Regions from separate parts of the Homo sapiens genome. Here region 2 is linked to region 1. Evidence: chromatin contacts called from ENCODE Hi-C or POLR2A ChIA-PET data. All regions are on one chromosome and are shown on one strand. Each heading gives the region's core, a stretch centred on a gene start or an enhancer-like site at or near the end of the contact. The rest is flanking DNA. Distances are from core to core; before and after follow the strand shown.

Evidence for each region. A loop is a pair of places that touch in the nucleus more often than their neighbours do. ChIA-PET counts read pairs that join two places held with the same protein, here RNA polymerase II (POLR2A). Pooled maps may share reads with other maps.
Region 2: a map of CD8-positive, alpha-beta T cell shows a loop between it and region 1 (6-fold over the local background). The contact joins the promoter of EXOC4 here to the enhancer-like site in region 1. A Hi-C loop is called at or near these places in 2 of 168 maps with a recorded cell type or tissue (CD8-positive, alpha-beta T cell and naive thymus-derived CD4-positive, alpha-beta T cell) and 5 of 50 pooled maps. POLR2A ChIA-PET finds 5 or more read pairs at or near these places in 1 of 52 experiments (activated CD4-positive, alpha-beta T cell).

Annotation. Positions count from the first base shown.
Region 1 is chr7:132,770,097-132,773,642 of GRCh38, forward strand. No RefSeq gene overlaps it. Among named protein-coding and RNA genes, the nearest start is that of FLJ40288, 120 kb to the left of the region's middle. RefSeq lists enhancers at 1,009-1,510, 1,511-2,010. Within about 2 kb of position 1,260, at least 2 of the 41 ENCODE cell types and tissues checked have a DNase peak (open chromatin) inside an H3K27ac peak, as active enhancers do; they include CD8-positive, alpha-beta T cell, where a contact is called at or near this core.
Region 2 is chr7:133,251,458-133,254,908 of GRCh38, forward strand. EXOC4 (exocyst complex component 4) reads left to right here and starts at 1,621. Exons shown (of 18, transcript NM_021807.4): 1 at 1,621-1,730. The coding sequence starts at 1,645. RefSeq lists enhancers at 1,388-1,437, 1,648-1,707.

The DNA.
Region 1 (3,546 bases), core at 10-2,509:
GTTCACAAGGTGGTCACCAAAGCTCCAGGTCTTGTACACTCACACATCAAAGGCCATCAGGGGAAACACAACCTGGCATCACTAGTGCCCCCTTTTAACTTTCCCAGAAGCACTCAGCAGACTTTCTTCACAAGTCATTGGCTAGAATCATGTCACATGCCCACTCCTGAGCCAATCACTGGCAAGGGAAGTTGAATTACTATGATTGGCTTAAGTTAACCAGGATTCATCCCTGGGTCTGGGAAGGGGATCTCCTTTCCCCTGAAACACTTGTCCATCTGCTACTTGGACAAACTCAAGGTCTGTCACTAAGGAAGGCATTAACGCTTGGATAAGCCACAGCGAACATTATTTACTACTGTCTAGGGCAAGAGATTATGGAAAAAGAACTGGAAGAGACTTGACCCTTTTATACCACTCTCTACAGATTTATAGCGATCTTCCTGAAGGATATTACAGACTGCCTATAACCTTCAAAGTGCCTAGTAATCCTCACTTTAAGGACATTACTAATGTGGCTTTAAGATGTCTATAAAACCAAGAATTGACCCAAGTTCTCCTGGCTCTAAAAGGCTGTCTGGGCCAAATTGATGGTATCCAAGGGCTGGTAAGATCAGGTGGATGGGGGGGGGGGAGTCCATGAACCTTAGACTTTAAGCCCAGATGACACAAACATGTGATGAGTGAGTAGGGTGTCATAAAGTCAAGAGGAAGAGGAGTCAGTTGGGGAGAGTTGAGGGATAGGCGGGAGAATTATAAATAAATAGGTGTTTTGGGCAACTTGAAATTATGGTTGAAATTGTCCAGCAAGGGGCCCTGCATGGTGCCTCACACCTGTAATCCCAGTGCTTTGGGAGGCCGAGGCAGGAGAATTGCTTGAGGCCAGGAGTTTGAAGCTGCAGTGAGCTATGATCGCACCACTGCACTCCAGCCTGGGTGACAAAGCAAGACTGTCTCTTAAAAAAATGTTCATAGCTAGGCGTGGTGGCGGGCACTTGTAATCCCAGCTACTCAGGAGGCTGAAACAGGAGAATCGCTTGAATCTGGGAGGTAGAGGTTGCAGTGAGCCAAAATCATGCCACTGAACTCCAGCCTGGGTGAAAGAGCAAGACTGTGTTTCAAAAACACAAAACAAAATTAAAAATGTTCAAGAGAGTACGTGTAGAGTTCTCGAAGTTTGATTTTCTCTTTTCTGCAGTTGTTTATTTTTAATCTACTAGCAACAGGAAGAGGGTGCTCAGCAAAGGCAGGCTCAAAGGCTGAGCTGGTGACTTTGCATGGAGCCCCACCCATCTGCTTTGTATCTGCATTCATGAGCAGCTCCAGCTCCAAAGCCAATGTACCAGTAACAAATCTCCACTGAATGGGGCCTGAAAGTTCCAGACCGACAGTCACTTTCCTTCCAAACTCTTTTTGCCTCAGAAGACCTTGAAAACCCAGCAACCACATGGACTTGGAGTTTTATTTAGAATGGCTGGGCTCTGTGCCCTGCACCCTGGTGGCCCACCTGGGGCCTGCTGAGTGGTTGCACCTGGGACCTTCCGGAGGCAGAAGCAGTGCACGCGCACACAGCCTGGCTGTGTCTCCCCCTCTACCACTTCCTGGGTGGCAGGCCGAGCGGGGGAACACCATGGAGTTAGGCAGATGTCTTGGAGCTCAGGGAAAGCAAAAAAGGAAGTGGGGAATTTGCCTGACAGACCCCAGTGAGCAAAATTAGCATCAGCCACAGGCAGGAGGTTCTCCAGTTATTTTTCCTCTGCTCAAAATCTCAGTAACTTTGCACAGACAAGATATTTTGTGCTACTGCACCCAGTACACGAGAGAAAGCCGACGAAAATGATGGGGCTTTTATTCCTTCATTCAACTCAACATTTATTGAAGGCTTGTCCTGGACAAATGCACTGTACCGGACACCGTGGGGATGGGGGGAACTTGGAGGTTTATAACAAGGGTTGTCCTAAAGATCTAGTGTCAAGGTGGGGCTTGGATAGAGAGGAGCTCATGCAACAGTTAAGAGCCAGACTTCTAGGGAGGGCAGATTGCGTTGTTTACGCACTGTATGACCCTTAGCAGGTTATTTAATCCCTCCAAGCCTCAGTTTTCTTACCTGCAAAATAAGAATAATAAAAATACCTAATTTATAGGATTATTGCACTTTTTTTTTTTTTTTTTTTTTAGATGGAGTCTCACTCTGTCACCCAGGCTGGAGTGCAGTAGCGTAATTTTGGCTCACTGCAACCTCCATTTCCCGGGTTGAAGCAATTCTCCTGCCTCAGTCTCCCAAGTAGCTGGGATTACAGGTGCACACCACCATGCCTGGCTAATGTTTGTATTTTTAGTAGAGACAGGGTTTTGCCATGTTGGCCAGGCTGATCTCGAACTCTTGACCTCAAGTGATCCACCTGCCTCGGCCTCCCAAAGTTCTGGGATTACAGGCGTGAGCCACCATGCCTGGCTAATTTTTGTATTTTTAGTACAGACAGGGTTTTGCCATGTTGGTGAGGCTGATCTCGAACTCTTGACCTCAAGTGATCCACCTGCCTTGGCCTCCCAAAGTGCTGGGATTACAGGCGTGAGCCACCATGCCTGGCTAATTTTTGTATTTTTAGTAGAGACAGGGTTTTGCCATGTTGGTCAGGCTGATCTCGAACTCTTGACCTCAAGTGATCCACCTGCCTCGGCCTCCCAAAGTACTGGGATTACAGGCGTGAGCCACCGTGCCTGGCTAATGTTTGTATTTTTAGTAGAGACAGGGTTTTGCCATGTTGGCCAGGCTGATCTCGAACTCTTGACCTCAAGTGATCCACCTGCCTCGGCCTCCCAAAGTGCTGGGATTACAGGCGTGAGCCACCGTGCCTGGCTAATTTTTGTATTTTTAGTAGAGACAGGGTTTTGCCATGTTGGTCAGGCTGATCTCGAACTCTTGACCTCAAGTGATCCACCTGCCTCGGCCTCCCAAAGTGCTGGGATTACAGGCGTGAGCCACCGTGCCCAGATGGCAACAGGAGATATTGAGATGCTTAACACAGTGGCTGGCACAGAATAGCCCTCACCAAATGTCAGTTTCAGGTAGGTATTATCAAGGGAGTGGAAATGACTTTGTCATAGGAATAACCCTGAACCTGTTTGAATTTATTTTGAATCCTTTTTATTCCGAAGTATAAAATACAGTGAAGTACAGAAAACAAATGTACAGATAATGAATTCTCATAAATGAAATACACCCATTCACCACTCAGGCAAAGAGACAGAATAGTAGCAAGACCCTAGAAATCCCATTAGTGTCCCCTTCCAATCAGGACACCCTCCAACCCCAAGAAAGGTAACTGCCGTCCATATATGGTAACACTTCTTTACTTCTCATAAGTTTTACTGCATAAGCATCCATCTCTAAAAACTATCCTTTTTCTGCCTTAAAAAATTTATATGAATGCAATTACACAATATTCATTCTTTAGTATTTGACTTCTTTGGCTCAACACTGTAAGAATCATCTGTGTTTTTATGTGTAGCCATAAATCAGTCATCCGTATGATTGCATCATAT
Region 2 (3,451 bases), core at 371-2,870, 480 kb after region 1:
ATAGCCCAGTTTTTGTACTTATACCATAAAAATCTTTTTTTTTTTTTTTTTTTTGAGACAGAGTTTCCCTCTGTTGCCCAGGCTGGCGTGCAGTGTGCAGTGGAACGATCTTGGCTCACTGCAGCCTCCGCCTTCTAGGTTCAAGCAATTCTCATGCCTCAGCCTCCCAAGCAGCTGGGATTACAGGCACACACCACCACGGTCCGGCTAACTTTTGCATTTTTAGTAGAGACGGAGTTTCACCATGTTGGCCAGGCTTGTCTTAAACTCCTGGCCTCAAGTGGTCTGCTCGGCTCTGCCTCTCAAAAAGTGTTGGGATTACAGGTGTGAGCCATCACACTTGGCCCAAAAATCTTATTTTCTTTAAAAGCCATTAAAATTATGATTTCCAGAAGCTATATGTTATTTCCTCATTTGAATGTTACATAATTTATTTAATTCTTCTGTGTTATTTAAAAAATGTCAATACTCTATATTTCTTTAGGAACAAAGTCCCTAGAACTGGAATTATTGGGCCAAAGGTTATGAATACTTTTAAGTTATCGTGTGTGTGTGTGTGTGTGTGTTATCTTCAACTAATTTTTAAAAATGTGAACTTCTACCAGCTCGATGTCTATTTAATAAAAGTAATTGATGTGTTCTGAGCTTGCTGCTCACAACTCCATGACCTCTGAGTTAGTTTGCTTTCTATTCCTTTAAGTTCTTCAATCTTTATTGCTACTGAGCAGGCCACCTCCTTCCTTACTTTTAAATTATTATTATTCTTGTTCCTCAGTCTAACCACTTTCCACGCACATTCTGGTCTTTTTTGTTTTGTTTTGTTCATTTGGTCTTATGAATTAATGACTAAGCCAACGGAACCAAATGCAGGAAATACTAAAAACTTACCGGTAAAAGTATTAACACAAATGTGCATTACTACTAAGTATTTCATTTAGCTTGAAAAAAAAAAAAAAGGAATCTGCAGTGTGGTCTGTTTGTTTTTAGCTTATACTGTCTTTTCTTCATCAATATTCATTTATTCCTGTACGTGTGGTTTTAGAACTATCTGGAAATATAGGAACATTGGGAAAAATTGAACTCCACATAAACCTAATGTAGAAACATTAGTTTTACAGAATACTAAAGAAAAGCATTTCTGCTTATATTCATTTTCGTATTTTATTGGATTTTTTAAAAAATCACTTGCACTTAAGGCAAAAACTTCGCACATAGACATCCGGCAGAGAACCCCTCTTTCATTTAAATACAAACCCTAACACATTTTGGCATCATCAGATAAATTTGATTTAAAGCCTGACAAAATTCTAAAAGCAAGGAAACTGAAAAAAGCTGGAAGTCAGAATAAAGATAAATGAAGACACTCATTACAAGACTTAGGAAGTTGCAGCTGGTTTAGCTTTCCTGCGCGCCCAGGAGACGGAGAAGGAAAACTACGACTCCCAGAGTGCTTAGAGAGAACACGCGCGTCGTGGCCTCAAAACTTGCTCCCTTAGTCCCGCCTCCTCACTTCAGTGATTGGATTTTCCACTTCCGCGCCTCTGGAATTCTCTTCACCCATTGGTGGAGACTCCTGCGGGGTCAAATACAGAATTTACGCACCCTTGGCTTCCTTGGAGCCTAGCGGCTCTCCCCGCGTCCAAGATGGCGGCAGAAGCAGCTGGTGGGAAATACAGAAGCACAGTCAGCAAAAGCAAAGACCCCTCGGGGCTGCTCATCTCTGTGATCAGGTGAGGGAGGCAGGAGGCAGGGTCTGGGGACTGGGGGCAGCGGCTCGACCTCCGCTTTGGAAGGGAGAAGGGTTAGCTGGGTCCCACCCTGCTCTCCCCTTTCCTCCTTGCCTCCCGCAGCCCCTCCCCAGGGCTCTAACCCCTCCCCAGGGCCCCAGCAATTCCCCCTCCACCTTTTTTTTCTGGGGTTAGCTATAGAGAGAGGAGCCCCGCCTCAGTCTTTTCTTTAGGGGCAGCACCTTCTATTACAGTCTCGGGACCCCAAAGCACGCTATTTGGGTTTGGTAGAGAAAACCAGGTGTAAAGGTGTGTTTATTGATTCCTAAAATGCTTGTTTATTGTTTGCCTGTAGCAGCACTCACTGAGAAAGGCGTCTTGTTTCCTGGACTTTGGGGTGTAAGGCCTTGGAGTCCGGAGATTCCTGTCACGAGTTGCAGATTTGTGTTTTCACACTCTGGATACTTTCAACCACCTGTGCGTGGCCACAGCCACAAATACAAGAATCTGCAGTGAGCTGGTAGGAGGACTGGGTTTGAAGGCACACATCGGTTTTCAATTTTTTGCCCTGCCTCCGCATTCTGGTCCATTCCTTAAAAAACAGAACCAAACCAATTTCAAATTATCCTCCATGCACTGCCCCTCTGCACCTCCCAGAAGATTAGGGTGGGGGTGGAGTGGGAGCGGTGGATCTTTTAGGAGCTTTTTTTTAAAAAAGCGAAATATATTGAGGATGGGGGAACCCTTTCAAGAATCTTGGATATGATGCAGGTACTGACTAAAACCAATCTAAATAAAATTTATTATGGCACGTTTTTTACGTTGTTGGCATTTGAATTTCAACTCGTTTATTTTTCATAAACAAACACTCTATTTTTCCCCACCTATACTAAACTTTTGTTTGAGTTCTTGCAAGTTTTCTGGAATGTATTGATCATCTTTTCAAAACCCAGGGCCCAACATTATCTGGTAGGTACTAAGCACTTCAATGAATGCATGTATCAAACCATTAGAACAGCTTACCACTCACTGACAAAGACACATCTTATGGGTCTTATTTAGGAGGCTTTAAGATTATGGCCTATTAAATCATTACTTTAATTTTCTTTTGGGCTTAAGAGAAAAACATCTCTGTGTGGAAATGCTTAATATACTTGGTAGGCCATACAGAGGAAGTGCTGTTGTATTGTGAATCTATAGGCCCACATTCTCGCTGTGACAATACGCAGGTAGTGTAGATGTATCTCATGATACTAAAATTCCAATAAGAATGTTTGTTGTTTCCCATCTGAATTTCCTGTGGAATTAGAATACCAGGACATTATTTGGATCCTTTTTTGAACTTGTTTGTTTTTTCTACCTTATAGTCAACATTTATTTAAACAATAGGTATTTAGTGCCAGTTGACAGTATGGCGTCTGGCACGTATTACATATTGAATAATATTTGTTGACTTAATGAGTAAATGCCCTGAGTTTTGCAAAGATGAAGCAGGCACAGTGTTACCCTTGAGGAGAGTATAGTTTACCTGGGGGATAAAACATGTCAGTAAAAATGATGACATAAGACTACGAGAGAGACATGAAATGTTATGGAAATCCAGGAGGAGTGGCTGTTTCTAATGAAAGTGAAATGTGTCATCTCATCTGTGTACTTTTGATTCTCCAGGCTGTTCCCATTTCTTTTATGCTATTTGTATTTTCCTCAGGGCCAGTTGAATTTAC